4 separate regions of the Mus musculus genome follow, and all the other regions are linked to region 1. A link is a loop called in an ENCODE intact Hi-C map of the cell type or tissue named here. Cell type or tissue: left cerebral cortex. All regions are shown on one strand. Region 1 holds the start of Atl2 (atlastin GTPase 2). Region 2 holds the start of Srsf7 (serine and arginine-rich splicing factor 7). Region 3 has its middle 15 kb from the start of Gm22215. Region 4 has its middle 14 kb from the start of Gm41625.

Evidence for each region. Peaks named below come from ENCODE experiments on the same cell type or tissue, not always from the same donor. Only the 100,000 strongest peaks of a DNase experiment are listed, where the experiment ranks them.
Region 2: it touches region 1 in a loop (2.2-fold over the local background); 7 of 42 quality-filtered maps call a loop at or near these places.
Region 3: it touches region 1 in a loop (2.2-fold over the local background); 20 of 42 quality-filtered maps call a loop at or near these places.
Region 4: it touches region 1 in a loop (2.2-fold over the local background); 27 of 42 quality-filtered maps call a loop at or near these places.

The regions. Positions count from the first base shown.
Region 1 is chr17:79,892,094-79,900,093 of GRCm38, forward strand. It overlaps Atl2 (atlastin GTPase 2), which reads right to left and starts at 4,030. Exons shown (of 13, transcript NM_019717.3): 1 at 3,816-4,030. The coding sequence starts at 3,933. It overlaps Gm41625 (a long non-coding RNA gene), which reads right to left. Exons shown (of 4, transcript XR_876985.3): 3 at 6,760-6,967; 4 at 5,996-6,056. In left cerebral cortex, CTCF peaks have their summits at 206 and 4,178; DNase peaks (open chromatin) are centred at 3,080 and 4,003; H3K4me3 peaks cover 2,506 bases; H3K27ac peaks cover 1,745 bases.
Region 2 is chr17:80,202,559-80,210,558 of GRCm38, forward strand. Srsf7 (serine and arginine-rich splicing factor 7) reads right to left here and starts at 4,747. Exons shown (of 8, transcript NM_146083.2): 1 at 4,617-4,747; 2 at 3,290-3,470; 3 at 2,704-2,880; 4 at 1,755-1,829; 5 at 1,564-1,674; 6 at 133-186. The coding sequence starts at 4,644. It also overlaps a transcript of Gemin6 not described here. In left cerebral cortex, no CTCF peak of the experiment used is centred here; DNase peaks (open chromatin) are centred at 3,963, 4,266 and 4,820; H3K4me3 peaks cover 2,685 bases; H3K27ac peaks cover 1,903 bases.
Region 3 is chr17:80,014,176-80,022,175 of GRCm38, forward strand. No RefSeq gene overlaps it. Among named protein-coding and RNA genes, the nearest start is that of Gm22215, 15 kb to the right of the region's middle. In left cerebral cortex, CTCF peaks have their summits at 2,205, 3,411 (motif pointing right), 5,230 (motif pointing right) and 6,537 (motif pointing left); DNase peaks (open chromatin) are centred at 263, 3,432 and 5,235.
Region 4 is chr17:79,991,914-79,999,913 of GRCm38, forward strand. No RefSeq gene overlaps it. Among named protein-coding and RNA genes, the nearest start is that of Gm41625, 14 kb to the left of the region's middle. In left cerebral cortex, CTCF peaks have their summits at 378 (motif pointing right) and 4,008; a DNase peak (open chromatin) is centred at 3,233.

The DNA.
Region 1 (8,000 bases):
TCTTAAGCGCGACACGGAAAGCAAACAAGAAAGCCCAGCCCACTGACTTCACTCCCACAGCAGTCAGCCATATCTAATCAATCATATGTGGCAATCCACCGAATGGCCCTCACCTCCTCTAAACCTGGTGAGAAATGGAGCAAGTACTGAGAAGCTTCAGTAACTGGAGAGACAGCACACTCGCCCTCCAGTGGGAACAGCACTGAACTCCCTCCCCAGAAGAGCGAGCTTTAAGAAATAAAATGCAGGGGTTTTAAAGTATTTTGTTAAGTAACAAATAGGACCTGTCACCCAGCGTTCAGGTTCCTATCTCGGTGGCAAAAGAGAATAGGAGATGAAACAAAACTTCAGAAATGAATTCATTGTGAAATGAAGTTTAACTACTCTGTGGCCAAATCTATTTTCCTTAAGGTTAAAACGTAAATAAAGTGACCGACTTCTCTGAAGCAACACACCTGGGATCTAAAACCCTCAAATGGCTACAAAATCAGAATGCTACCGCCCTTGAGAAGGAAAAGGAATAAAAATTGTTCCTCTGTTCTTTGCCCAGAGAAAACCCTCCTTATAAAGTCATTAAATGAACATTTTAAAAAGTTATTCCTACTTCTGCACCTAATATTTCTGGCTTTTGAGAGCTTACTTGAAAAAGCTTTGTTCCCATTTGTACATCAAACCTATGTCGAAACTGAGCACAAACAAGAGCTGTCAGTGTGCCTCACAGTTAAAGTGTCTTCTACTCCAGCAGTATCACCCTGGCTGGTGTTCAGTCACCCTAGGGAGCTGCCCAGTTCCAGCTGTAGAAAGGTTAGTTATCTAGGAAAAAGTGTCACAATTTTATTTTGGGGAATAATCAGAAATTTTACCATAAAGTTAAAAGCCACACTAAAAAAGAAAGGCTGTAGAAATAAATGGCTCAGTGAAGACAGCAAACCCACACTCAGTTCCCAAACCCACATAAAACGGCTCACAACCGCCCCTAACTCTCTCTCCAGGGATCTGACCCTCTGGCCTTTGTGTGCACCTATACTCAGAGCATACACGAACACATGCAAGCACACACACATTTTTAAAAATAAATATTTAAGAAGAAACAAAACAATAAAAATCCTGAAAGCCTGTGCACCGTTGTGGGGCCCACCTACAGCTACAGTCTCATTTTCTCTCCTGCCTTGTTTCCCTGTAACAATCCCTTTACTGTAAGCAGCAGCTTCTCCCTCTCCCCGTAAAAAGTCCACAGAATTTCCAAAGCACGTCACCCAACAGACTGAGCACCGACAGAAAGACTCCTAGAATCCTATCAACTAGAAGGTCAATCATACAACCATGGAGTGTTGGATCCTAAATCCACTCTGGAGGCAGGCGCACTTAGCCTGATGTTTGGAAGACCCTCGGTTTGATCTTCCACACACGGAGGGAAATGTCTTGGGGGTATTTTCTTTTTCTACATGAGTTCACACAAGCACACAATTTAGTTTGTAATGCAGGTGACTCAGAAGCAAACTGGCGGTGTCGGGCCTGCCTTAGAAGTCATTTGATAGGAATGGCTGTTAAGTGAAAGTCTTCCACACATGACCACCAAATGAAAGGCCGAGATCTATGAGCAACGGCAGAACAGTTAACAAATGGTAGTCGAGCGCTACTTATCAAGTCTATAATGACAATTTTGGAGTTTTGGTTTCTGTAAGAAACACAAAAGTATTTTAAGACTACGTTTTCACTTGAATCCCAGGTGTGGGACACGGGGCTGCTTCAGACTGTCCACACAGGTGTGGGACACGGGGCTGCTTCAGGCTGTCCACACAGGTGTGGGACACCGGGCTGCTTCAGACTGTCCACACAGGTGTGGGACACCGGGCTGCTTCAGACTGTCCACAGCCACTGACCAGGATTTCCCAGCTGCAGAGTTTCTGTGATTGTGTGTTAGTTGGAATTCTGTGGAGTTTCCTGACAGTATATAAATGCTAGAGCCAAAGGAGGCAGTGTGGGTTGATGGTCCTTTGTTGTTGTTAAGTAGTCGGGCACAAAGAAGAAACAAGAAGAAAAAATTACATATCCTGACAGCGAAGATCAAACTTGCCCCAAGGACACCCCTAATCAGCAGGAAGTAGTCTAACGATAGAGTTGCCCCTTTCCCACCCCTGACTTTATTCAGGGATCTCTTTCCTCTCTCTTATCTAGGGGGTGGAAAGTGTGGCAGAAAGGGGTGGAGAAGGGTGGAAGAAAGAAACCACAAAGTAGCCAAAGGCGATAGTCCCAAGACACTCTCTCATCTCTTCTCAGTGTCCAATAGCATAAAACATGCTCTTACCCATGACTGAATCAAACTTATGCTTTTCCTATTGCATACATCAAGTATGTTGACACTACATCTCAAACTGTTCTCACACACACACACACACACACACACACACACGGATTCCAAAACAAATCAGCCACCTAAGGTTTTTAAAAAGCCTCTCTGGAAGTATTTCCAAGGGCAGAGGGCTACCACTGTAAACAGTTCTGACAAGAGTTTGTAGTTGACAGGTTAACAAACCTCATTTCTTTTTCTCGTTCGAAAATTCTAAGTTATCCTCACCTCTGACATATGTCCAAGAGCTACCATAAATGGTGAAATGTAAATTAAAGTTTTCTATAAAGTGTCTGTGGTAAATATTTAATCAAAATGTTTTAAATTTTATCCAGTAAAGCCTTTATCAGATTGTGGAAAAGGAAATACAAAAGCGATCTCATACCCGGTGTGTTTACTCTACGCTTATCTTGACCTCAGGTATCTAACCCTAAGCCCTTACGATTTCTAAGCCTTTGAAAAACTTTTCCGCCTTTAACCATCGCAACTCTCAATAAGGACTTCGTGCGTTCAATTCGCACCACGGTGAAAGATCAAATGCTACACTCCTAAAAATAGGGGTGCTGTGAGTGAGAGCAACACACAACACCGCGCTGCCAACGCAACTGCGTCTTCGACGGGGTAGGGGCGCCATGTACACACACATACAGTAGGAGCTCACATTCAGCAAAACCCAGGAACGACGGGATCAGGTGACTTCAAACCAGACACTCTCAGCCTGAAGCGAATGACTCGCAGCCCCAGGGCTCCTAACCCCAGTCTGACAACCGGAGCCAACACTTGCAACCCTGGCCAATCCACGCACAACTCGTGCGAATGGGTTCGGCGGAGCCAAGAGCTGGTGAAGCTGAAGCTGAGCCCGGGCCCCAGCCCTGGCCTGCGGACTGCGGCTCCCATCGGGAAGGAAGGGTGTGTGAGTGTGTGTGGTGTGTGTGTGGAGAGAGCTCTGCGACCTGGCAGCCAGGTGCCAGCGGTTCCCGCGTCCACCGCCACCGCGGGGCCCAGCGCGTCCCGCTCGTCCCTCCCTTCCCGGCCCGCGTCAGGCACCCAGGGCAGTGAGTGCCCGCCGGGTGACCGATCCCGTACCGCCCGCCGACCTCCGCGCGTCCCGGCCCCGTGGCCCCGGCTCAAGGCCGCCCCCTTGGGTCGGGGCGGACACCGCGGCGGCCACGCGGCGGCGGCGGGCAGGGGGCCGGGCTGCCCGTTCCCCCGGCAGCTGGGAGAGCCGAGGCCCGCGGGCCGCCCTCTCAGGCCGCGCGGCGGAGCGTGGGGCGCGGCTGCCGCTAGGCCCTGCGAGCGAGCGAACGAGCGTGCGAGCGAACGGGCGGCCGCGGCGGCCAGAGCCGAGCCGAGCCCAGCCAGCCGCGGTCTTCGACCCCAGCGGGCGACCGGTGCCCGCCAGCCCGAACGGCCGCAGCCTCCCCGACTCCCGGCCCCCCGTGGCCTCGGCCCCTCCGGCCCGTACCTAGGGAGGTCGTAGACGAGACGTGGTTAACTCCGACGCTCGAGTCGCTGGTCTGTCGCCGGCGCCTCAGCCCCTGCTGCGGCTGCTGCCTTCGCGCTGCCTCGTCCCCCTCCGCCATCTTGTACCGATTTAAAATTAACTCCCCACTGACGTCAAACGCCGCCGCCGCTTTATCAACCTCCCGGGAGCCGGCGGGGCGGCCTGCGGGTCCTAGCGCCGCCCTCTGACTTGCGCGGCCCAGACACGCCCAGCCACGCCCATCAGCGCCCTCGCTCCTCCTCCGCCCGGGCCAACCTGCCGCGGAGCTCCGCAGCTCTCAGACTTCTAAGGAAGAGTTGGGGAACCCCCACTGCGGCCGGCGCCATCCCGTCCCTACCTTCCCGCTCTCGGGGCCACACCCCCTTGCCGCAGGGCGGAGAAGGCATCTCCAGTCCCTCCTTTCCCAATTCTCTTCGCATCTCTAACGTTGACTCTGCACGTGAGGTTACATTCGCATCCTTTCCCTCCTAGCTTTCTTACCCCCAGCCCTCTTCCCTGCGAAGCCAGTGCCTGGCTTCTCCTGATATCTTGGCCCTACACAGAAAGGTTTTCTCTTTCCACCACTATCCTACAATTTGTTTGCATTGGCTCCCCATCGCCTTCTGAGGCTACTTTACCCTCTCAACTATGCATATCTGAAACCCAAAAAAATACCGCTCTGATCAGAGAAGGAATTCTAATACATCCTCTCCTAACTGTGATGAACCTTCTTCTGGGGATCCACTGGCATCATGTAGAAAGTTCGAGAAACTTTATAACAGATACGTCAACCTGTGGAGGCAGCTGTGGAACACAGTTCTTAGTCTCATGAATTTGTACCACAACCATGGCTGCAGGAGAAAATCCTTTTCTCTTGAAAAAGTGGGAGCCCAGGTGTCCAAATGATTGTCTTACCCCAACCTCTTAAGCCTATACTTTGCAACCTTTAATTCCACAAAACCTCTAGAAAAAAACCGTTAGTGTCATCAAACTTTGGAGGGCATCATTCCAGATGGGCTTTGGTTGAACTGTCTGGGGATTAAGTCACCTGTTCTCTATCTTTGGAGACACAGATTGTGAGTTCCTTCTGCACTAACTCTGTGTGCTGCTCCCATGTTTCCTGAGCAACCTAGTAAGGGACTTGCTTGATAGTAGGTGTGCTTGCTTGCTTGCTTTTCTTTTCTTTCCTTTCCTTTTCTTTTCTTTTCTTTTCTTTTCTTTTCTTTTTTCTTCTCTTTTTGTTTGGTGGTGGTGGTTTTTCAAGACATAGTTTCTCTGTATAAACCTCTGTATAAGCCTTGGCTATCCTGGAACCCATTTTACAGACAAGGCTGGCCTCAAATTCACAGAGCTTGCCTACCCCTGCCTCTTGAGCGCTGGGATTAAAGGCATGGACCCCCACGCCTGACCTTAGATTTTCTTTCATAATCTCTCTCTGTGATAACTATTGGAGATTGTACACTCCGCGGTGTGCAGGTGCTTGGGCATGAAAGAAGATGTCAAGATGAGGATTTTTGCCTTCAAAGACCAAAATCCCATTTATTGTCAGTGGTTACATGACACTGAGCACACCCTATCAGATATCCTGGGAAAGTTAGTCATTCCCAAAGCTGTGCTGCTGGCCAACTGGTCTTCAGAGGGGGTTCTACTCGCAGACACTGGCATCTCATCAGCTCTGCTACAGCACCCCAGATAGAGCCACACCTCCTGGATCCAGTGAATATAGAGAAACCTAACTCAGGTCGTCACAGAATGAACACTGACCCACGGTCAAATCCAAGTTTAAAAAGCCACCTTCATTATAGTTACCTCTCTTCTATTCAAACCAAAGAGACACATTCCAGACTTCTTTCTCCTCTTTCCACCCAACAAATCTTCTATTGTCATTGTGACTGCTGGATCTCTCCCTAACTCACTTCCTCTCCAGCACCACCCTAGCCTGTATCTTCATTCAACCTCCTATCTCCCCCACTCCCCTGTAACAAAGTATTTCCCTTCTCCTGTAGACTCTTCACCCAGCCGAAGGTTTGAGTTTTGTTTTGTTTTGTTTTTTTTAACATACAAATAGGATCATAGGGTTGCTCTGCTCAGGGTAAAGGCCAAACTGTAGTTGACAAAGGCTTTTACAATGTGAAGTCTGCCATTTTTCTTTCTGTTTCTCTGCCTCGTTCTCCAGTCCATCACTGGTTCCTTCATTCTTTGATTCCACACAGTCATCTTGTTCTGGGATATCAAAGACACAAGTGATTAAAACGGACAAACAAAATGGGGCTCATTCCCCTTGTGGGGTGTTCAAGAATGGGTAAGTTGGTAAATAGATGAATTAAAAGTCTGAATCCCCTACTGATTCACCCAATGCTTCTAAACTTCCAGGTTCCACTGTGCTAGGCTAAAGCATTTTCACGGGATCACATCACCATTCTGAGACTATGATCTTCTATCTATGGAATGCTTCCTGTTCCGGGCACTGCTTAAAGTACTTTACAAGTAAGCCATCGAATCTGTAAAACAATCTATCTGTAAATCGGGCTTGCGGTGCTGCAGGTGTGGCCTGGCTGGCCTCAGTAGCAGGTGCCCTGTGGAAAGGTCAGCAGAGGACCTCCTACTATTATCACTGTCCCAGAGCCCTGCTTGCATATTGAGAGTGTCTACAGGGTGCAACTCATGGGTAATCCACAAAAATTCTGTTGTCTTGCCTGCAGTTAGCATGAGTCACATCAAAAGACACACTGCCAAATTGGCAACTTGAACTTTGTTTAATTTCAGAGGATAAGAAATGGGCAGAAGACATTCACAAAGTCACTTAAAATGTCTAAAAATGGCCCTCAAACATAAAAAGTTGCCTTTATGAGAAACACTAAAATGATAAATAGCAACTTCTTCACACACAACTTGGCAAAAATTCAAACTTAACCATGACACTGACCTAGCAAAGACGTGCAGAGCCCTCTTCTCACGAGTTGCTGATGAGAGTGAAGAGCAGTATGGCCCTGTGCTTTTCCAAACAGCCACAAAGCCTGTATTGCATTTCTGTCCATTCATCTAAGCACCAAACTTTAAGTCTCTGACTCCCAACGGCACAACATGTTATGTCCAAGGTTGTCCACTGTCACAGCTCCTGCAGCTGCGAAAGACTGAACACGAGATGTCCAAGCTCAAGAAACTGTGATTAAAAACTCATAATGGGTCTCTGTCTGTCTCTCTGTCCCCCTGTCTCCCTCCCTCCCTTCTTCCTTCTTCCTTCCCACCAGGGACCAAGCCCGAGTCTGCATCCGACCGAGAGGCACGGTCCCGGCTTCCGTGTGTCTCCCTGCCCCCGGGTCTGTCTGTCTCCAAGTTACCATCTTCCCTTCCTACCCCGGCCTGCCTGGCCTCGGCCATAGCCCGTGCAGCTCGGGTCTCTGTCCGTCTAAAAAAAAAAAAAAAAAAAAAAACCTCATAATGGATCACTTTGAAGCTCTTATAAGAAAAAAACACTGTGAATTAATCGGGAGCGATTTCCAAGAGAAACTCTTACAGGGAGGAAAAAAGCAAATTACATAAAAAAGTATGTAGCATGCTCCTTTTTTTTTGGTATGATGAGGGAATAACAAAATATACATGTATCTATTTGCTTATTCAAAAAGACATCTAAGAAGGCTAACTAGGAAGTGATAACATGCATTCCAATGGTAGAAGGAATTACACGTCCCTGTGGCCGGGTGGAATGACACTTCTCAGAGTGTACCTTTTTGTATATAACACTAACTTTTGCAACCACCTATTTTTATCCAAAAGAAAAAGACTATAAATGGAAGTGAAAATTGCAGACAATCTCAATAGTATTTAAAATTAATGATAATCGTTTTGAAAAGGAGAGTAAAGAAAATTCAAATAATCCTAGTACTTTACAAATATAATATTGGACCATACCTGTTTCTTAATCTTATTCAAAGTCAGGAAAAAAGCCACTGAAAATCAGAACTTTAAAAAAAAAATAAACCTGTTTATAGAGATATAGACGATGCAATTGTGTTGGCTAGTTTTTATGTCAATTTGACACACAACTTGGCATCTTGGAATAACTTTTTTTTTTTTTGGTTTTTTGAGACAGGGTTTCTCTGTATAGCCCTGGCTGTCCTGGAACTCACTGTGTAGACCAGGCTGACCTCGAACTCAGAAATTCGC
Region 2 (8,000 bases), 310 kb after region 1:
TGCAGATATTTCTACTTATCCAAGCTTTGGGCTAACACCCATTTCTCAATAATTTTCAACACTTTGAACTCTTTGGATATTGGTGCTATATAATTAACTATAAGAGCACTAAATCGGATAGTCTGACCCTACCTGCTTCTTGGTCGTGAAATAGACCTGGATCTTGATCTCGACCTTGAGCGGGATCTTAATAAAAAGGAAAGGGGACACAATTACACAAGCATGCCTTTATAACAGAGCACCTTCCCAGATAGGATAGATAGGATAGAAAAGAGTAGAGACAATTGCTGCACAAGTCTTGCCTTCTGTCTATCCAATGTAGCACAGATGATCCAACAGGGAGATTTCAAATACACAGAGAACCACTATTTCATATGACTACTTCCATTATGTACAATTTGGTCACTACTTCTATGGAGGCACAACAGCCCCATCTTCAAACTCTTATACCACAATTATCAAGTGGTTCTATCCAATTACTAAGTTGACTTTAGTCTGGTTATCAGAGTTAAAGGTCCGTAGTTTGTCAAGCCAAGTTAGACTGGCCATAAATCTTTTAAAAAACCTTGGGACCCTATAATTAAGTCTATCTAGAGATGGTTCAGTAACTTTCTCAAATTGATTAATTTATGAGTTTTAAACAGCAGTGAAGTGGCTTTTACACACAACTGCTTCATCTGTAGTAGAAATTCCTATTTATAAAAAACATGTTATAACCTTTTAAGGACTTCTTACAATGAATAGGAGTAAAGTTGACTTAAATACATTGAATCCAAATGTAAGGGTAACCCCTAATTCAGGCCAGGTGGTAATAGCAAAACACCTTTAATCCCAGCACTTGGGAGGTGGAGGCAAATGGATCCCTTCAAGTTTAAGGCCAGCCTGGTCTACAGAGCAAGGGCAGCTAGGGGTACACACACAAAAAAAATGTTGTCTATTAAACTAAAAAGTCCACTCAGATTAAGAGGCAGGCAGATCCTGGCTCCCTCCTACTCTCAAACTTACTCTTTCCAAAAATGTTTTAAATTTACATTCACTTATTCAGAGTATATGTAGAGAAGGTAATGTCACCATCTCTAGAAGTCAGAGAGCAATTTGGGGGAATTGGGTCTCTCCTCCCTTTACATTGGTTCCAAGTTTAAGCAAGTTATCAGGTTTGATGGCAAGCTTTGTCACAATTCTCTTCATGGAGATAGCATCCTATCTGGCTAAAATAATTTACTTTTAAAAAATCTGTTTTGAGATGGGGCATGTACCTTTTTTGTCCTCCAATCCCCAGGTCCAAGTTATTTAGTCTAAGTGCTAGGAGTACAGGTGTGCACACCCTAATATTGAAGCACCCCATTTGAATGAAGATACTTCACTGTGTCACCAAGACAAGACGATCCAGCCAGGATCCAGTGGTGGCGCTCACCTTCAATCCCAGTGATTAGGTGGCAGAGGCAAGTGGATGAGTTCAAGGCCAGCCTGGTCTACAGCCAGGGCTACACAGAGAAACTCTGTCTTGATAACTAAAGCTACGACAATCCATCTACTAGTAAGCAGGAAAAATGTGCTACATACTGGAAATACCTCGATCCTATTATAGAACCAGACCTAGATCTTCTGAGTGAAGCTGATCTTGATCTACGAAGAGACACAGACCTTGATCGGCGAGGAGATGCTGATCTTGACCTAAAATTTAAAGAAGTTCTTAAGCCCATCTGTCTTACTTTTTCCCACTTGTTAAAATTTGAATTTTACAAATTTCTCACCTCCGTCCTCGGCTCCTGCTGCGGGAGCGAGAGTATCGCCTTCCCCTGGATCGGGAATGGGATCTAGATCGTGACCTATTTTTTAAGTTAGAAAAATACAACATATTAGACGATAACTCAGTTTTAGTGTTTGTGTACCTCTGCTGAAATCAAATCTCAAGACTATTTAAAATTTAGTATCTCATTTGGAAAAACTCTGGGCCTATTAAATTTTTTTTTTTTACTAACCTAAAAAAAGATTTGTTAAAAGCTGAATTACAACTTAGAATTACAAAATATAAAACGCCATAATGTGTATTTAAAATAAACCTTGCAAGTTTGCAGGTCGACCCTCTTTGGCCCATGGTCTAGTAGTAGGTCTAGTAGATCTAGATGATCTAGAAGTATCTATAGCCGATCGCTGCATCTAGATGTTTTCTTCAATCTAACGACGATCAAACTGACAGCCAAAAGAGCCAGATGAGGCTTGATTGACGCAAGAAGATTTTTCTAGTTGGGAATGTGGTCAATCTGGTGTTCCTCTTTCTAAAGCGGAGGGGGCCCCAATTGTAAGCCAAATTTACTGTTACGGCGATCACCGACTCAAATTTTCTGCCCTTTAAAGAATAAGGTGAAGCTAGGTGTAGATGACTCGAGGGGATCTGGCCTCTTATGCTGATCACCTCAAGGTCTAGGAGGATCTTAATTGTCGGATTTGCAAGGCGCCTCAGCATGATATCATAAGGCTCGTGACATTCTGAATCAAGGCGACTGACTCAAACGAAGAAACCTGAAAGGTTTTGACCAGGTTGATTATTAATATAGTAACATTTTTAATTAAACAAAAATTGTAAAATACACCTGTACAATTAACATTCAAGTTTATAGAAAAACACTAGTTTCTGCCTTGCTAATAAAAGAATTACTTTGATTAACTAGAATACCAACCATTCCTTCATTAATTAAATACCTGCTTCTTCTTCGTCGGCTATAGCGATGACAGTCATAAGCATAATGTCCCTTTTCACCACACTCATAGCATCTATCATTAGGATCAAAGGGACGACGGGCAGGTGGCCTATCAAAACGAGATCTCCGAGGCATGCCTGTTGATAGTTCAACCCTCACTCGAGAACCACAAATCACTCTACAAAACATAAGAAAATGCTAATGTTAGAATACACATGTGACTTCTAGATTTAAAAATATCAACTGCTATGTATATAAAGAAAATATCTAATAAAAATTAATTTATTAAAAAAATGTCAACTGCTCATTCTCTCTACACGGTTAGTCTTTTGTTTACAAAACCCCGCCAATTCCACCTTTAGTCCTAAATCTTAAGTTATCCAGTGCCTGAAGGGTAAGGCATGTGAGAGGCTGACAGAATGAGGGCTCCAACCACCACCGGAGCTATATGGTGAGTTCCAGGTCAACATAGGCCAGAGACACTATCAAAAATAAGGTCCACCCCCAGAGAGTCTATGATTAGCACCGAGATTACTTATCCAGCCCGAGGGAATATTTTAAAGAAATTTGAAAAACAACCCACTTACTTCCCATCCAATCCTCGAACTGCATCCTCTGCATCTCTAGGGTCTTCAAATTCCACAAAGGCGAATCCTGGAGGATTTCTGGCAATCCACACAGTTCTTAAGGGCCCATAGTAACTGAATGCCCTTTCTAACTCTCCTTTACCAGCACCAGTTCCCAGGTTACCAACATATACCTTGGTTTCTGTTTAAAAAATGTAAACAGAACAAATGTTATTCAACGTGTGATAGGGAATTCATTTCTTTAAAACAGACCATCCTTAAAGAGCTGTGCAACGTACACGTTTTGTTTTGGAGACTCTGAGCCAGCTAAGTGATCTACTCGGAGCCACCCTACAACTATGTTAGCTATACATCGCTCAAACGACTCTCAGGCCTCAACCTCCCTGAGGCAGCTAGTGCACCACCAGGTCTGGCTCCCTTTATTTAGAGGTCTTCACCAAGTACTAAATCTTACAGCGTGAAAGACTGGAAAGCCAGACCTGCGACCAAGTTCTGGCGCTCTTATAGGAAGGAAACCCTGGGAGACTGCAGCGGGAGCATGGTAGACTTGAGGCGTGCGGGGTGGAGGTGGGGCCCGGCTCGGGCCCGCCCCGCCCCCCGAGTCCCCGCAGCCTCGGGCACAACAGCGCGCGGGCTCCGGCGGCCCGGCCTGCGGAGAGGTCTACAGCGAGGATCAGGGCCGAGCCAGTTCCCGGCTTCCACAGCAGGCGCAGGCTCACCCGAGTCCCCGCCCCAGAGCCAGAAGCCACGCTCGAAACGGCGAAGGAAAAAAAAAGAGAGAGAAAAAAAGCCGTCGCCGCTTGCAGCGGTCTTCCCCTCGCGCTACTCCTCATGCCGACCAATTGTTGGACGACGCGCAGCTCGCAGCTGCCGGTTTCGTTCCGTCTCCAGCCCAACCCGAATCTTAACGCCCATCATCACTCCCCGGCTCCAGTGGCGGGAAAGCGCTGAGGAAATGCGCCACCACGGTCATCAATGTGCTCAAAATGGCAGCCGCCGCCGCCGCCGAGGGCGGGGGGTGGGGTGGTGGAGGCGGGCGGCAGCGCGGAGAAATGGCCAACGCCACCACGGCGACCCCGCCAGGCTTCGGCCTGTCCAGGAGAGACCAAAAGGCGCCAAGCGCCCGGGCCCTAAGCGGCACACATGCCCTCCAGTCCCGCTCGCCCTCCTCCTCCCCGCCCCCGCGGCCTCGGGCTTCGTACAGCGTGCGCAGGAGCCGCCATTACGCACGCGGAATAACCGTCTCTAACCGCCGCGCCGCCCCTGCGGCCCCGCTCTGCTCGGTCGGCGGGCAGCACCGTCCTCCCCTGGGGCCCTGGCCGCTTACCTCCTCCATACCGCCCGTAGCGTGACATGATGGCCGGCCCGTGTACTCGGCTCTAGCTTGGAATGCTCACAGCGCGAGTAGCACGGAAGCGGCTGCGCAACCTCCTCTGCCTGCAATCCCGGCGGCACTACAAGGAAGAGGCCGGAGTCGCGCTTATATAGGCGGCGGGCGGGGATTCTTTTTTTCTGCGCATGCGTTGTGTCAACGTTCTGCGCGGCACAAAGAAGCTGGGCGGAAACAGCCTAGAGGCGGGGCGGAGGGAACTTAGAGCGAGACTCTGCGAGCGGAGCGGAGGGATACGTTTCCATGGGAACGCCGGGATCTTGCCCATAAACCTGTGGCCTTCCGGCGGTCTCCTGCTCCCTCCCCTCCCCTTCCCCTTTCCTGAACCCTGTGGGTCCTCCTAACCTCTCCCAACCCTTTTACCTCTTCATTTTAATCTAGGAACTGACAGCGACCGTAACCTAAGTACAGGTACACTAGACCGTTCTGTGAAAGTCCGTAAAATTTAACCGCTGCTGTCCCGGTCGCCACCTTTGGGGTACCTGGCCTAGTCTGTGTTCAGTGATCTTTAAGGCTCAACAGAGGTAATTAAACTAAGACCAGTGTGAAAATAACCCTTACTCCACAGTTATGTCTAATGGTTATTGCATCACGGGCCTCAAAAGGGATGACTTCCCCCGGGGAGTCTGCATAATACCTCTCCTTTTTGCACTGAGTCACTAATTTGTTAGTTTGATCTGAGTACTTGGGGGTTTGCTGAAACAAAGGGATAGGGTTGTGGAGAAGGGGTTCTGGCAATGTTAAAGTTGTGGCAAAACTGTAAAAGTTTGCAAGCATACTGAGCCGAGACAATTCTTGCATCTGAAGCACAAATTTATTTTTCCCTTCTAGTGCTTTGGATTTTTTAAAAGTTGTGTGTGAATTTTTACTTAAAACCTTACAGCTCAGCCACTCAATACGTATCAGTCTCCCTGAGTTGCTTAAAATCTGCCTTTGAATTCTGCATTTGCCAAAATTCAACTCTAAAAAGAGAGCTAAGTTCTTTTTTTTTTAAGATTTATTTATTTATTATATGTGAGTACACTGTAGCTGACTTCAGACACTCCAGAAGAGGGAGTCAGATCTCATTACCGGTGGTTGTGAGCCACCATATGGTTGCAGGGATTTGAACTCATCATTTGAACTCAGGGATGACCTTAGGAAGAGCAGTCAGTGTTCTTACCCACTGAGCCATCTCACCAGCCCAAGTTCTTTTTATCAACCAGCAAAAAACAAACAAACCAAAAAAAACAAAAAACAAAAAACAAAAAACATTACATCGTAACTACTTGGAATACTCAAGGGTTGGAAATTTTACACATAAAAGAGGAAGTTCCTAGGTACGTGTATTTCATCTCCGTTTTCATTTGCTGTGTGTGGATTCAGGTGTGGAGTGCTTTCTCTAAAGGAGTCCTTCTTGGTCAATAAAGCATGAGACTCTTTTAAAAAAAAAAAAAAGATTCATTTGTTATTTATACGAGTACACCGTGGCTGTCTTCAGACACACCAGAAGAGGGCATCAGATACCTTATAGATGGTTGTGAGTCACCATGTGGTTGCTGGGAATTGAACTCAGGACCTCTGGAAGAGCAGTCAGTGCTCTTAACTGCTGAGCCATATCTCTAGCCCCTCCCCCCCTTTTTAAAAGCAAAGACTCTTAAGTACTACTAATTTATATGTATGTTGATTTTCAAATATTTAAAATTATAGTGTCTCAACAAAAATCTCTGGCAAGAAAATAGAAACTCTACACAGTGAAGTATATTGTTCTGCCTCAGTCTTACTACACAGTATATTGTTCTGCCTCAATCTTCCTGTGTTTGCTTGCCACAGGAACTTCTGCAGTCCAGGCCTCCCACAGATTCACTATGTATACAACCCAGAGCTTTTTTTCATGCTAGAGAAATATTCTTCTAATCTGCTTCTCTCTGAAAGGCATTGAGCAATAATTATAAACATTTGTATTCTCTCTGAAGGAATAGCAATTCTATAAAGTCTAATTCCACTTTTTTGTTTGTTTGGGATTTTGTTTGTTTGTTTTTCAAGATTGGAGTCTTTCTGAGTAGCCCTAGCTATCTTGGAATTCTCTCGGTACACCAGGCTAGCCTGGAACTCAGAGAGACCCACCTGCCTCTGTCTCTTGAGTGCTGGGATTAAATGTGTATGCCACCATGCCCAGCCTCTAGATTTGAGTTTAAATGAATCTACTTGGGTCAACACATATTCTAACATTTGCTAATATAAGCTATTGAGTGATTATTATTATGCCACAGTTGTTAAATCTTGGCTATTGGGGGCTGGTGAGATGGCTCAGTGGGTAAGAGCACCCGACTGCTCTTCCGAAGGTCAGGAGTTCAAATCCCAGCAACCACATGGTGGCTCACAACCATCCGATCCTGAGATATGACTCCCTCTTCTGGAGTGTCTGAAGACAGCTACAGTGTACTTACATATAATAAATAAATAAATAAATAAATAAATAAATCTAAAAAAAAATCTTGGCTATTACCACATTAAAGTTGGGGGTTATGGCTAAGACAGGAAAATAATTAGAGGCCAGCCTGGGTTACATAGTATTATAGTATTATAATCCTATGATCTGCATAGGAAAAACCCTATCTTTGAATTTAGAACAACAAAAAAAGGAAGGCAGAGTATTCATAATCTTTTTACATCAATTTTTTTGTTTTGTTTGGTTTGGTTTTTTGAGACAGGGTTTCTCTGCGCAGTTCTGGCTATCCTGGAACTCACTCTGTAGACCAGGCTGGTCTTGAACTCAGAAATCCACCTGCCTCTGCCTCCCAAGTGCTGGGATTACAGGCGTGTGCCACCACTGCCCAGCCCAATTTTTAAAATTTATCTTCATTTATTAAATGAAAAGAGTTGAACAGTTGTTTTTTGTTGGTGGTGTTTGTTTATTGAAACAGGATCTTGCTGTAAGCTCTTCCTACATCCATCTTCCAGTGTTCTGAGAAAAAGTTGACTATATATGTAATGGTGGTTTTACCTAGTGCCTGAGGCATGCATGCAGGAGACAAGGAGAAAGTTTACTTTTTCTTTCTGCTTTTTCAAGACAGGGTTTCTCTGTGTAGCCCTGGCTGTCCTGGAACTCACTCTGTAGACCAGGCTGGCCTCGAACTCAGAAATTCACCTGCCTCTGCCTCCCAAGTGCAGGGATTAAAGGCGTGCGCCACCACTGCCCAGTGAAAGCTCACTTTTAAATCTTGTTTTCTTCACTGTTTTAAATTTGTTCTTAAATTATTGTCACCTTTATGTCAGATGAGGAAAATTCTACAATAAGACAATCCATTTAAACGTTTTGTGCATCTGTCTCTCTTCTTT
Region 3 (8,000 bases), 120 kb after region 1:
CTCCAAAAGGGAAAAGGGGCTTGGCTGACTCCAAGTTCAAAGGGTTCTAGATCTTGGAGAAGGAGGCAACATTTGATCTGACCTTCCAAGGATAGTTCAGATTTAGTAAAATAAAAATCAATGCTCCGGTGAGAGAGTGAAGCAGAGGCGGAGGTCCCAAGATAAGAAGTTGCTGGATCTGTAGGCATGCCATTTAGCTAGATCAGACACATGGCAAGGAGCACTGTGTGAACCAGATGGGAGCACGTCCTTAAACAGCCAGGTTCTGCTTCGTGTTGTGTCTGACTCAATCTGAGATCAGCCTGCTCCATGTGCTTTGGGTAGGATGGAGACAGTTGAGCAGCCGTTCTCGGGGATGGTGTTTGGGTTGGTACAAGCAAACTGAACGAGAGTCCTGCAGTTCAGAGGTACCCGTGAGGAGCTGTTTAAGATAGCTATCAGTTCAGGAAGAGAACTTCATCTGTGGCCCATGTTACAAAATTAGCAAAAATTCAGACCTTGTTCATCTCATGGGCTGCATGCAGATAGGACAGGGGAACGTTTATCAGTAAAACCAGGGTGAACGTTTTTCTGTCCTCACATAGATAATGGCAGGGAGATGGTGTGTCCCTAGCACCATGTGTGGAGTAAGTAGTAGCTTACAGTCCTCTTCAGACCCAAAGAGCATGTGTGTACAAGGAGTAGAAAGCATTTATATTATCAGAGGAGGGGACCAAAGCAGGAAGGGTGGACAAGGATAGCCCTGTGGGCTTAAAAAGTATCAGCGGTGCTAGGACGCTGTCTCCAGCCCGCAGACATTTCGGACCCACCCTTTCTCTGCCCGACCTTCCTGCTCTTTATTTCTACAGCACTATCACCGTGGTACCTAAAAATTCAGATCTGCTCATTAAGTTCAAAAGGACCCCTGAAGCTGAGCTTAGAGAAGGAGCCACAAAATGAAACAAACTCCTGGGATGATGGGACCTGGCAGACACGGAGAAGAGGAGCCAGCATCCAATATTTATCAAATGCCCACAGGGTGAAAAATCTTATTAGCTGCCTGGAAACTTGGAATAATGAGTCCCTGTTTCCTGCCCTTGAGGACTTAGAGCCTCTAAGGCAACCACAGGCTTTCTGCAGTGCATCCGTAACGTTAGGGCAGTCCGTTATTCCAAAGCTAGTCCTTGCCAGAAGGAACACTCATCTCCAAAGGACACAACGGCTCAGCCCAAGCTGTACTGAGGGCAAACCACTTTGGGAAGGGAGTCATCAATACAGAGACTTGTTTAGCGGAAGGATTCATGGGGCTCCCAAAACTAAACCAAGAGTCTCAGGGCGGTGAGAAACCGAGGTCACTGGAGGCAAGATTCACAAACTCTGTTCAAATGATAGCCAGAGAGGCCAGATCCGTGGTTCTAGCTCCCATTTTCCCACCACTTCCACAAGTACTCTAAAAAGAAGACTTAATCTTGGGGCTGGAGAGATGGCTCAGCAGTTGAGAGATTTTACTGCTTCTATAGAATCTGGATCCCAGCATCTACACTGGGTGAATCAAGGAAAATCAACACCCTATTCGGGGTTCCATGGACATGACCTCAATCTCTCTCTCTCTCTCTCTCTCTCTCTCTCTCTCTCTCACACACACACACACACACACACACACACACACACACACACACACACACTAACTACAAGAGGGAGAGGAAGAAGGAAAGAGGGAGGGAGGGAGGGAGGGAGGGAGGGAAGGAGAGAGAGAGAGAGAGAGAGAGAGAGAGAGAGAGAGAGAGAGAGAGATCTTTATTTGAGACGGGGTTTCTCTTCCTATCTCTGACTGTCCTGGAACTCACTCTGTAGACCAGACTGACCTTGAACTCACAGAGATCCTCCTGGCTCTACCTCCCAAGTGCTAGGATTAAAGGTATGTACCACAATGCCTAGCTATAAATCTTTCTTAAATTGTTTAATCTTGTTCGTCTGATAAATATGGATCTACAGTTGTCTTCTTTAATAAATCTTTTTAAAAAGTATTTTCATTGTAAATTGTTTATTTGGGTTTTTTTTTGTATTTATTTATTTTATATATGTGACTACATTGTAGCTGTCTTGAGACACACCAGAAGAGGGCACTGGATCTCACTACAGATGGTTGTGAGCCACCATGTGGTTGCTGGGAATTGAACTCAGGACCTCTGGAAGAGCAGTCAGTGCTCTTTTTTTTTTTTTTTTAAGATTTATTTATTTATTATATGTAAGTACACTGTAGCTGTCTTCAGACACTCCAGAAGAGGGAGTCAGATCTTGTTACAGATGGTTGTGAGCCACCATGTGGTTGCTGGGATTTGAACTCTGGACCTTCGGAAGAACAGTCGGGTGCTCTTACCCACTGAGCCATCTCACCAGCCCCCAGTCAGTGCTCTTAAATGCTGAGTCATCTCTCCAGTCCTACAGTTGTCATTTTCTTTAATTATTTATTTATTATATGTAAGTACACTGTAGCTGTCTTCAGACACTCCAGAAGAGGGAGTCAGATCTCAATACGGATGGTTGTGACCCACCATGTGGTTGCTGGGATTTGAACTCTTGAAGAGCAGTCAGTGCTCTTAACCGCTGAGCCATCTCTCCAATCCTACAGTTGTCTTTTAAGCCACGAATCAGAATATGATTTGACAAAATATTTCAAATTATCCTAATATTTTCAAATATTTCTAGAAGCAACAGACTTTTTAAAGGATGTGCAGTGAGTATGAGCACACTGGAGTCTATGCAGAATGTATCTCATCAGAGACCCCACCACTGGCAGCAGAGTACTGAAACCAGGGCTCTCCCTTAAAAGCCTGGGGCTGGGGACTGCAGAGCAAAAGGGGTCTGCCTGGAATTCTCCCATGACATTTTCACACGGTCTTTATTTCCAGAGAGTGAAGTTTTGGATCAAGGTGGTGGTGGTGGTGGTGTTGCTGCTGCTGCGGCTGCTGCTGGGGCTGCTACTGTTTGTTTTGGTTTCGTTGGTATTGGTTTGGTTTGGTTTTCGAGACAGGGTTTCACCGGCTGGCCTCCCTTTATAAACCAAGCTGGTCTCGAACTCAGAGATCCTCCTGACTCTGCCTCCCAAATGCTGGGATTAAAGGTGTGCGCCATCACGGCCTGGCCAGGGAGCAAGTGTTAATCTCCAAACACCTGCTTTCCAGGAATTCATTCCCTCAGCCCAATTTTGGTTCTGAATCTCACACAAAGCATCTGCGTATCCATCGTCCGTATGTACTTAAAAAGGTGGTTGTCCTTGGACATTTTATTTCTTCTAAAGTAAACTCCCTGTTGCCTTCTGATAGTCTTGGTTTCCGGCCCTGTGTTTTAGAGTGCTTCTTCCAAGCTGTGCTGATTGACCGAGCGGCGACACTTCTTTCTAGCCATGACTCTACTAGAGTCATGGCATACATTGGCCACTAGGGGACGCTCGAGGTTCCCTTAATTCACTCTAGTTAAGCAGCTAGGATGGATGGTCAAGGGCACTAAGATTTGAGCCAATGTGATTTGCATTCTCCCTCTCTCTCTACGGGAAGCTCCTGCCTCTGGTCTTATCAAAACATAAAAATAAAAATAAAACATGCATACACAGCGCCGCATTATCTTTCTGAACCAGCTTTTCTTTTGGTTCACACTGAAACCGGATTAAAACGGAAAGCTATTTCCTACACAAAGCTAAATCTAGATCCTGAAGCAAGGTTTAGCATCATGAGATGGCTTGGGGTTTAGACAAAGCCCTGGGCATCTCTGTGTTGAGGTTTGACTGAGGTGGGAGGAGCCAGAGTAGAGCGTCAGTATTTGTCTCAGTTTCTGGACTGTGACTGCCATGTGACCAGCCGCCTTGAGCTGCCTCTACACAGTTCTAAATAAACCTTTCCTTCCATAGGCTGGGTCTTTTATCATATCAATGAGGAAAATCACTAATACATCTCGGAAGTCAGAAGGAATGGGATTTATTTGGATAAATAAGGCTAGGGTGTGACCCCTAACCTTTGGGTCCTGTCAAAGCAGTTACCTCACCAAACCCAAGAGACTACAGCACTTATACTGTAGAGCCTGTGTGCTTAGTTGTTCTCCCTTAGGAAGATTCCTGCTCAGATGCAAATTTGCCAATAGTTTTTCCTCGACATGACTCTTCACAGCCAGACATGCCGTTAAGCTCTGTGACACGCTATTCACACAGTATACCCATCTAGACATTGATCAGAAAAGCCTCCAAGGGCTTGGTCCTTATCTGACCTTCTCCAGACAGATCCCAGTGAAGGATCTTATCTTGCCCTTGGTGGGGCATCCAGAACCAGCCTCGAGTGACAGGAGCTACTGTGTAGCATGTGACCTTTGGCCTGCAAGCTTGAGTCCCCAGCAGAGTCTGCTCAACTGTAAAGCAATACAGAATAGCCAGTGTGTAATATGTATATAATGTATATAATATGTATAATATGTATATATGCCCAGAGAGACCTTCCCTTCAGGTAGCTATTGAAGTTCTGTGGATTCACCCTGCATCCACACCCTGCACGTGTTCTTCCAGCCTTTCTAATCTTCTTGGTATGTTGTAGCAGGAAAGGGATGACCTAGCCTCCGGTGGGACTGCCCCGCCTGGAGTACCTATAAACACAACACCCTACCACAACCTTGTGTCATCCCCTCCAGCGTCCCGGAGCAGGGTTTATCTGCCAGCTTCAGGATGAAAACAAAGCCCACCCCCACTCTAATCGCGTTGCTTATTTGAAGACTGAGTTCCTTGGTTGTCACACCTGTCGCATACTACTGTAAAGGCAAGAATGCAAAGAAAAAAATACCTAGAGGACTATATGCATTAACACATTGATTTCAAGTTCTTAGGGATGTTAAGGGAATCCCATAGGCAAAAGGCACGCACGCCCTTCTCAGCTGAGTTTGCCCTGGACAACGTAGCTGGCTTGGCTCAGGGGCTGCCTCCAGCTGCCCTGCACCACACTGGACCTTGCAGCCCTGCCCAGTTCTGCCCCGCGCCCTGAGCCCCGGGGCGGAAAGCACGTCCCCGGGTCATGAACTTGGGCTTGTAACTGAAAGGCCCCCAGGAGTTTGGTCCCTAGAGCACCTGAGCTGAGCGTTGCAGGGGCCTGCTGGAGCACCCGGGATCCTGCAGTACGAGTGACGCCAAGGGCACTGGCCTGTCAACTATCCTAAACTGCCACTGTGAGACTGCGCACGCTCGGGCTCCGGTGCTCGCAGACAACAGGTGGCGCCACACAGCCACCAGCAGAGAACCAGGGAAAGGGTCTCCTGCTTTCACTGCAGGAGGCACACCAACGGGGTAAAGGCAGACTCGGAAGATAATCGTCTAATGAGAGAAAGAAAAGGTTAAAAGAAAAAAAAATCCATTTGACACTCCCAGATCAATTTAAAAATTTAGAGGAGACTGGGGAGGTGGCTCAGAGGTTCATAGCACTTGCTGCTATTGCAGAGAACCCAGGTTCAATTCCCAGCACATATATGGTGACTCACAACCATCTACAGATGCTTCCCGTCCCAGAGGGTGCTCCTTCCTGATGCCTGCAGGCAACAGACACACACCATTTGCACGGACACATTAGACAAAACATTCAGACACATAAAATAAGTCTTGTTTGTTTGTTTGTTTGTTTGCTTGTTTGCTTGTTTCTGTCTTTTTCCTTCCTTCCTTCCTTCCTTCCTTCCTTCCTTCCTTCCTTCCTTCCTTCCTTCCTTCCTTCCTTTTTAAAATGAAACTTAGAAACACACAGGGAAAGCTGTAGGCGACAACGGCACTGAATATCCAGAACACGAGTAGCAACAGAGATTGCTGTTTAAGAAAATGAGGTGGAAGTCCTATCACATGCCTGTAACCTGTAATTCCAGAACTAAGGTTTAGGCAGAACACCAGCACTCCAAATTCCAGACCAGTGGCAGCCTGGGGTACATAGGAAACTCTGTCTCAAACAGGGCAGGGATGCAACAGGACCCTCAACCTCAATAGACCCTGAGACCTTAACACAGCTGACCACATGATGTTAGGACCATTCGTGCTGTAAAACTCAGCAGGTACAGAGCACCACCTGCCAGAACTAAAACAGACCTAATCCACCAAACTCCATAGTTCCTAGCCATGGTGGCACACACCTTTATTCCCCACACTTTGGAGGCAGAGGCAAGCAGATCTCTGAGTTCCAGGCCAGCCTGGTCTACAGAGTGAGTTCTAAGATAGCCAGGACTACACAGAGAAACCCTGTCTCCAAAAACAAAACAAAAACATTTTTTTAAATAAAGTCCATAGTTGTGGGAAAGTCTACGTGCACTAACCTTGCTCTTTGGCTTCTATAATTCCACTTCTAACTAACTGTCCTTGTTAACTGAAGTATCTCAACCCAGAACATGGTTTGTTTGTTTGTTTGTTGTTTGTTTTTGTGTGTGCTTAAAAGCTCAACCTGAGTGCTGGAAAGATGTTAAGAGCACTGGCTGCTCTTGCACAGGTCCTGAGTTCAAGTCCCACAACCACGTGGTGGCTCACAACCATCTATAGTGAGATCTGGTGCCCTCTTCTGGCAAGGAGGCATACACACGGGCAAAACATTATATACATAAATAAATAAATCTTCACAACTAAAGAAAAAAGCTCACCATGAGGAAGGCTCTTTGTTACATTGGGATCCCAAACACTTAATGTAGTTGCTGGCCTGCTAATGAAGACTTTCTATTAGCTTAAATCTGTGTCTGAGCTTACCTCTGGTGGATACCCTACAACAGAGAAAGAAGTGTGTGTGTGTGTGTGTGTGTGTGTGTGTGTGTATGTGTGTGTGTGAGATTAAACACACATTTTTAAATTTATTTATTTATTTATTTAAACACACATTTTAAATTTTATTTATTTATTTATTTATTTATTTATTTATTTATTTATTTATATGTAAGTACACTGTAGCTGTCTTCAGACACTCCAGAAGAGGGCATCAGATTTTGTTACGGATAGTTGTGAGCCTCCAGATTTTGTTACGGATAGTTGTGAGCCTCCAAGTGGTTGTTGGGATTTGAACTCAGGACCTTTGGAAGAGCAGTTGGTGCTCTTAACCGCTGAGCCATCTCACCAGCTCAATGCTATCCCAAAAGTCCCCCATACCCCCCCAACTCCCCTACCCACCCACTCCCACTTCTTGGCCCTGGCGTTCCCCTGTACTGAGGCATATAAAGTTTGCACAACCAATGGGCCTCTCTTTCCACTGATGGCCGACTAGGCCATCTTTTGATACATATGCAGCTAGAGACAAGAGCTCCGGGGTACTGGTTAGTTCATATTGTTCCACCTATAGGGTTGCAGATCCCTTTAGCTCCGTGGGTACTTTCTCTAGCTCCTCCATTGGGGGCCCTGTGATCCATCCAATAGCTGACTGTGAGCATCCACTTCTGTGTTTGCTAGGCCTTGGCATAGTCTCACAAGAGACAGCTATATCAGGGTCCTTTCAGCAAAATCTTGCTAGTGTATGCAATGGTGTCAGCGTTTGGAGGCTGATTATGGGATAAATCCCTGAGTATGGCAGTCTCTAGATGGTCCATCCTTTCGTCACAGCTCCAAACTTTGTTATTTATTTTTCAAGACAGGGTTTCTCTATGTAACTCCAGCTGTCCTAGAACTCACTCTGAAGACCAGACTGACCACAAATTCAAGAAATCCACACACAAAAAACAAAAGCAAAGAGGTCCTGAGTTCAATTACCAGCAACCACATGGTGGGTGACAAACATCTATAATAAGATCTGATGCCCTCTTCTGGTGTATCTGAAGACAACTATTTCTTTAGCAATAAATAAATAAATAAATAAATAAATAAATAAATAAATAAATAAATTAATTAATTAATTAATTAATTTTTAAAAAAGAAAAGAACAGAAGATTCATTCCTACAAAAGAAAGTTGCATGGCTGGGACTTGAAGGGTTAATTTTTATGTGGAAATGTCATACATTTACAAAAGCTGAGGGAATAACAGTGAGTTGCCCCAGTATT
Region 4 (8,000 bases), 100 kb after region 1:
TTCTTTCTTTCCTTCCTTCCTTCCTTCCTTCCTTCCTTCCTTCCTTCCTCCTTCCTTCCTTCCTCTCTCTCTCTCTCTCTCTCTCTCTCTCTCTCTCTCTCTCTCTCTCTCTCTCTCTTTGTTTTAGTTTTCCAAGACAAGGGCGTTTGTCTGTATATCCCTGCCTGTTCTGGCTATCCTCACTCTGTAGACCCAGGCTGGCCTCTAACTCACAGAGATCTACCTGCTTCTGCCTCCCGGGTGCTGGGATTAAAGTCATGTACTGGCTTAGTCAGCATTTTCTTTTCCTTTCTTTTTTTCTAAGATTTATTTATTTATTATATGTAAGTACACTGTAGCTGTCTTCAGACACTCCAGAAGAGGGTGCCAGATCTTGTTACGGATGGTTGTGAGCCACCATGTGGTTGTTTCACCTTGAACACAGACATACATGTGTTCAGATCCCAGGCTTAGGGGAAGGGGAAGCAAGCTGGCACCATCTCTCTCTCCTTCCTGACCCTTGAAGTCATGTGACTAAACCATGTCCCCTCTACCATGCTTTCTCCACCATGACGGACCATGCTCCCTTAAGCCCTTCCTTCCTTAAATTCCTCTTATTATTTTCTCAAAGGAATGAGAAAAGTAGCCAGGAGACTCTGAGCCACATTCCATTGGCTAATGTCCTTCATATCGAATGCAATCTTCCTGTACCCCTGATCAGGACCTCCCAAAACAGAGACGACCCCTGGCCCCAAAACAATCCATATGCCAGGCCAAGAAAAGCTAGCCACCAGGAAGATGGCTATAGCTACTCTTTCTAAAGAAGGCTCCCACTTATTGAAGATGTTTAGACTCTGACACCCTTTTGTGTCCAAAAAAAAAGAATGTAAGGTTCTTATAAAAACAGAAACAAAACAAACAAACAAACAAATAAACACCAAAACAGAGCAGTCCAGGAAGACAGGACATTCTCAGGAAGGGCTACCACTGTCCCATTTCTTCAGGGCACTCCCATGAGCCAACTTTAGGAGCTCTAGGACCAAGCATAGCTGTGTCACTGTGTCTTCATTTTCCCATGTGTCTTTATAGCTAATACCTATCAAGTGTGGGGACCCAGGCCTGATCCGCCCTTACAACCCCAAAGCACTGAGATAGGATTGCTCCATTCTGTTTCTTAGCAGTTCAAGGTGAGTAATCCTGAGCCTTAAGTCTCCGAGGCGGTAATTTGAGTGTTGGTTCTTACTGTTGCTCCAGTTCCCACACATCACATGGAATTGAATCCCCGTGACTCAACGGAAGAAACATTTATTCTACATCGGGAACCCTAAGTACTTCCTTACCAACTAGCCATGTGACCTAGAAAAAAGATGTGTGAGGTCCATCCTGGAGTTGATGCTATACAATGTATCTACTACCTAGGACCATTTTAGAAAGAAATCCTACAGACTGATGTATGTGGATGTAAGAGTATACAATGTGCTAGGCCAATGATTGACCTGAGAACCCAGACATACCGTGAGGAGTATGAAGACAAAAGAATTCAAAAGCAAACAGTCCCGCCTGGAAAACTGATTAGATTTGGGTTCTGCAAGGATGCCTTTGTTACAAATTTCTTAGCCTTGGCGAGGCCTCTATTTTCTTACCTGTAAGATGAGGGTATTAACAGCATCTACTTCAGGATAACTAAGTTAGTGCTGAAACAGTGCCTAGGGCATAGTAAATACTCAACAGATGTCAGTACTGTGACTGAAACATCACCCTGGCCACCCCGCATGTGTGTGTGTGAGTATGTGTGTGTGCTCCCAGAGTCTGCCTTTGCACCTGGGTGTGAAGGAACACGTTGTGGCCCTCAGCATTCTCGAAAGGAATCTTGGTGGGTCCAGTTCCCATCTCCAGCATGCATGGCTGGTGCTGGGCCTTCTATTCAGCCCAGCAGACTGAGAAATCACACATGTTCTCACTTTCCACGAGCCTCCGAGCTCTCCTTACCTTCACCACCTCCACGGGGCGGTGAAAAGGGACCATCCTAGAATCCTGTTCCACATCCATTGGATTGTGCTATCCCAGAAGCCTCCCCTAAACCCAGTACACCACATCTACTTGGAAGCACAAGCACACCGCATGCAGAATAGAAAAGATACGTCCAGAAGCTGCCTAGGGCCTAATAGCCCCTATGGGAAACGCTGAAGGATTGTCATTTGCTTTAGACGTCTTCAAAGAACTTTGGCTTTCATTTCCCTGGTTTGGAAACATAGAAATATATTCCTTGAATCTGAAACAAAGTCGGCACTTTTAAGTGTGTGTGTGTGTGTGTGTGTGTGTGTGCGCGCGCTCGTGCGTGCGTGTGCGTTTAATTGAAATAGATTTACGTCTCTTTCCATCCCCATTTTCTCTCCCCAACCCCTCCCATGCCACCCACCCTCAAGTTGATAGCCTTCAATTCTTTATTACACACACTCACACACACACATCCACATGAGAATGCAGTTGTGTGTATGCACACAAACATACACAAATACAGCCTTCTGAGTCCATCTTTATTGATGATGTCTATATGGTTTTGAGGCTGACCACTCTACACTGGACAACCAATAAGGAGGCTCATCTCTGAGAGACACTAATTCTTCTCCCTGCAGTCATTAGTTGGCTACAGTTCTTTGTCTAGGACCAGGGCTCAAAAAAGTTTCCCCCTTCCACATTGATACTCAGGATCTATGATGCAGAGATCAACAGATCCTGGGGACCCCACCTCCCATTAGTCTACATCATAGATCCTGAGTCTCTGGCTCAGGGAAGAGGAGCCAGAAAGTCTGCCAGAATACCAGGAAGTCTCCGGAAATAGTCTCTCCTAGAACTAGGGCATAAGCAAAACTGAAATACTAGCAATGTCAATAAGCATATCAATGTGTCTCACTAGGTAGTCCTAGCTGTCCTGGAACTCACTCTATAGACCATGCTAGCCTCAAACTCACCTGATTCACCTGCCTCTACGTCCTGAGTGCCACCAGGTAGTGCCACCACTACCTGGCTTGAAGTGAGTACTTTTAAAAGAGAGTTTTATGTGAACACTACAAACCTACTCTTGTTGGTAAAGCTGATTGCTGGGGGCAGTTGAGATTAACCTCATTGGTGGGCCCTGGAGAGGCATGCACCGCACCCAGCCTCCACTGGCCTCTCCCTGCTTTGGAGAAGAGCCATGTGAGCAAGTGAGCTCCAGCCCCAGCCAGAAGGCCTGGCCTGGTCTGACCAGCCTGCTTGGCAAAATGCTGGGCCAAGAGGCTTCTCTTTGCCATCTCTCCACCCAGTTGCTTCTGCATGATTTTAATTCAACCTGACCTGAGATGACCCTACGGTTGGCCCCATGGGGGTGGGGTCCCCTCTAGGACAAGAGAGTGGCATCAGGTGTCCATTAGTCCCTTAGTGTCTCTTCTGTGTGTTGTCAGCTGCTGGCTGGATTGCCACACTTTCACAGAGCATCTTGTCAATGACACCCTCGTGTCCAGCCAGGGTACCATCCTTGGCTCAGAAGTGTAGATTTCCTAACACCAGATGTGAGCTGTGAATGTCATGCAACAGGGACTGGTTCCCAGGATTTTTTCAGATGGCACAGAGGCCTTTGTCCTTGAATCAGTTCCCAAGTCAAACCTTGGGCTCTGTTACCCCAGCCTCCAGAGTTGCTCCATGAGTAAGTCTTAGGTAAGAGCTGACATCATCTGGCCTGAGTCTAACCCAGATGCCATGGGCAGCCCCAGAGAGCCAGGAAAAGGTTCTCGGGACATTTGCACCAAGTCACCTGGGTCACCCAGACCCTGTGGAGTGGCTGTAAGCACTCCAGTGGACCAGGCATGACAGCTTCTCTCTGTAGTGGTCAAAATACTTTTACAGGCTTTCTCTTGTCTAATCTCAGAATTCTAAGTTTGCTTTTGGGTGATGGTAGTGGTATCGATGATGGTGGTTTTTAAGACAGGATTCCATGGAGCCCAAGCTGGCCTCAAACTCCTGATCTTCCTGCTTCTGGCTCCCCAGTGTGGCCATTACATGTGTCTGCCACTGTGCCCAATATCAGAACTTTTTTTTTTTTAATTCAAGATGTTCTGCAAGATAAGCTACTATTACCGAGAATCCCATCTCGAAACTCAGTCAAGGTCTGTGACATCACAGGATCTGGACTTGCTCCACTCTTCAGACAATATTTAGACACTGTCAAATTACCATAGCCAGCTAAGACACACACAAGGTTCTGTCTTGGGAGCAGCCAAGGTTACCTTTCTTCTCTGATCCTTGGCTGTAGTGATTATAGTCCAAACCTTTAAAGACAACCTGGAGAGGAGGCTCATAACTGTAATCCCAGCACTCAGGAGCCAGAAGCAGGAGGACTGCTGTAACTTCAAGGTCAGTTTGGGCCACAGCTCCAGACTCATATGCCCCATAAAGAAACAAACAAACAAACAACAACAAAAATCAGAATAAAGCAAAAGACTGTGTGTAGTGGCACATGCCTTTAAATCCAGCGGAGGCAGGTGGATCTCTGTGAGTTCAGGGCTAGCCTGGTCTACAAAATGAGTTCCAGGACAGCCAGAGCTACTCAGGGGGGGTGGGGGTGGGGAAAGACCATCAAAGAGCATAAATACAGGATCAGCTATAGCTACAGACCCTCCCCACCGATTTTTTAAAAATCACTGATGGGTATTTTTATAAGGAAAGGAAATGAGTATTCCCATAAGGAATACTTTCTAAACCAAGGCTATCCCATCATCCCACTTTTCTCATTATCTCATCCCTCCTCCCCCCAGGACAGACGACAGGTAACATCACTGGCTAAACAGCAGGAGTTCAAGACCAGGGACGGGAAACATCCTTACCCTGCGACATGGTCTAAAGTAGGCCACAGCCACCAGCTGGGGCAGGGAGGTGGCAGGTGATAGTCGTCCAGAGGTGTGACCTTAATGCTATAATATCCGAGTGGGAGAGAATGGCGAAGTGCCTGTGTGTGTGGAGAGAGAGAGAGAGAGAGAGAGAGAGAGAGAGAGAGAGAGAGAGAGACTGGAGTGAGAGTAGAGGGCAGAGGCAGAACCTGTGAAGAAAAATCACCTGTTGTTGCATCCAGAAAAAGACAGTATGAAAACAGCAGCTTGGTTTCTACAGAGAAACGTGTCTGCTTCACAAGAGAAGGAACCAACCATTTGCATGTAGAAACAGCACACCAGCTTTGAGCATCGGCTTCAGAAGAGAGGATGCTCAAAGCGGCATTGGAGGCCACAGAGGGGATCAGAAAGCTGGAGCCACCTGGAAAGAATTCAGCAATATTGGGGTCAATGCAAGCTGAGCCTTCTCAAGTCCGAATCCCCGAGTCTCGGGGCTTAGACTGCTGTTTATTCGGCTGTGTGCCAACTGGTTAGATTCAGTAGTGAGAGGCATCTTAGGGACCAGTGGTGACTGGCTATGAATTCCTGGGTATTTCCTTTGGAAAGGTCGTTTCTCCTAACCCTGGATTGTTCTGGAAGAAGGTGGCCTAAGGGCTTAAATATCTCACACCCTTTCGCTGCTTAATGGTCTCTTTGTGGCTTTTGGATGTAACATCCTTTGCAGAAATAGACAAAGTTTATGTCATCTAGTTCAGTGCTTCCTGGGTTATGCACATCATCATATGTGTTCCTTTAACCTTGGGGAGGAGGGTGCAGAGCCAGGCTAGAGTAGAATTTGATCAACTCAATCTGCCGTCTTTGTTTAAACTGAGGGAAATGCAAAATGAAAAAGAAAGAAAGAAAGAAAGAGAGAGAGAGAGAGAGAGAGAGAGAGGGAGGGAGGGAGGGAGGGAGGGAGGGAGGGAGGGAGGGAGGGAGAGAGAAGGAAGGGAGAGAGGGAGGGAGGGAAGGAGGGAGGGAAGAAAAGAAAAGAAGGAAAGAAAAGAAGAAAAGAAAAAAGAAAAAAGAAAAACACAAAGGAGGAGGAGGAGGAGGAGAAGGGGAAGGGGAAGAGGAAGAGGAAGAGGAAGAGGAGGAAGAGGAAGAGGAAGAGGAAGAGGAAGAGGAAGAGGAAGAGGATGAAGAAGAAGAAGAAGAAGAAGAAGAAGAAGAAGAAGAAGAAGAAGAAGAAGAAGACGACGACGACGACACTGGGCTCCCTCTGAGTTAGCTAAATTAGCCAGGCAACTGAGAAGTGTTCCTTAGACCTGCACCAGCTGTGTCTTTCCTTGGGAAGAGTTGGGAAAAAGACATGTGACTGGTAAGCAGTAACTAAGACTGCCCACATGATTCCTGGTTCTTTTGCATCTTTGGATTCCATTATTGCAAGATATCTCCAAAAGAAATGCACATGATACGCACTCACTGATAAATGGATATTAGCCCAGAAACCTAGAATACCCAAGATAGAATTTGCAAATCACATGAAACTCAAAAATAAGGAAGACCAAAGTGTGGATACTTCATTCCTTCTTAAAATGGGGGAAAAAATACCCATGGGAGGAGTTACAGAGACAAAGTTCAGAGCTGAGACAGAGGAATGACCATCCAGAGTCTACCCCACCCAGGGATCCATCCATAAACAACCACCAAACCCAGACACTATTGCATATGCCAGCAAGATTTTGCTGCTAGGACCCTGATATAGCTGTCTCTTGTGAGGCTATGTCAGTGCCTGGCAAATACAGAAGTGGATGCTCACAGTCACCTATTGGATGGAACCCCGGGCCCCCAATGAAGGAGCTAGAGCAAGTACCCAAGGAGCTGAAGGGATCTGCAACCCTATAGGTGGAACAACACTATGAACTAACCAGTACCCCCCAGAGCTCGTGTCTCTAGCTGCATGTGTAGCAGAGGATGACTTAGTAGGCCATCAATGGGAGGAGAGGCCCTTGGTCTTGTGAAGATCATATGCCCCAGTACAGGGGAATGCCAGGGCCAGAAAGCAGGAGTGGGTGGGTTGGGGAACAGAACAGGGGTGGGGGTATAGGGGACTTTTTGGATAGCATTTGGAATGTAAATGAAAAAAATATCTAATTAATAAAAAAAGATTTCTTGGCACTGACTCTTCTCTCCAGCTGTAGGGAGCACTGGAATCCGGCTGTAGGGAGCACTGGAATGGGACTTTACGGTCCTTCACCATCAGGTCACTTTGCCTCCCTCCCACAGCTAACTGACTCTCTCTGCCTGGTTCCAGGCCTGCCAACACTGCATTCCAGGACAGATGCAATTCCTTCCTGCTCCAGTCAAACAAGATAGATGAGGGCCAAGGACAGATGTCTGTTAGGGATGCCAGGAGATCTGTGACCCCTGCGGATTCACTTGAGAGAGGCCCATGGTGAGACAGCTCACCCTGCAGGAGAAGGCTGAGTTACGTAAGCCAAGTTCGTGGGTTTGCTCTCTGCTCTTCACCTGTTGCTAATTAATAAGCTGCCTGTCACAGCCCAACAAGAAAATCATCTTCCTACTTAAGCAAGCTCACCTCACTGTAGGAGTGAAGACACATCGGCAGAGTTATCAGTCCAACAATACCACATACAGGACCGAAGGGATGAGAATATGCTGATGAAAACCATCAGGGCCCCTGTTCCGCCATGACAGAATCACAGACATGTGTTGTAGGTCAGCAGCTCTGTTCAACTCATGCTGTTCACATAACAAGAATTACCTCCAGTGCACAAAAAAAAAAAAAAAAAAAAAAAAAAAACCCTGCAGAATTGCTTTGAGTACAGAGTCAGACAAACCCAGTGGTTCCCTCCAGATGGATGTGTGCAAAAGCTAGGGAGTGGGGCTGGAACTCTCCGGTTCTGACACGGTCAAATGAAGCTCAGATCCCAATAGCGAAACAAAGCCTTCCTGCCCACGACACCAACAACAAAGCTTGAGGTGCAAGGTAGGTCAGGACCAGGGGACAGGACCAGCGGGAGAGAAGGGAGCCCTGGGGACGTGGCCCAGAGCGTCAACCAGTGTGGAGGCCCCTGTGAGTCCTCGGAGGTGATGTGTGGGACGCTGACCTAGTTTAGATGGCAAACACCTGAAGCGTAGCTGCCTGAAGCA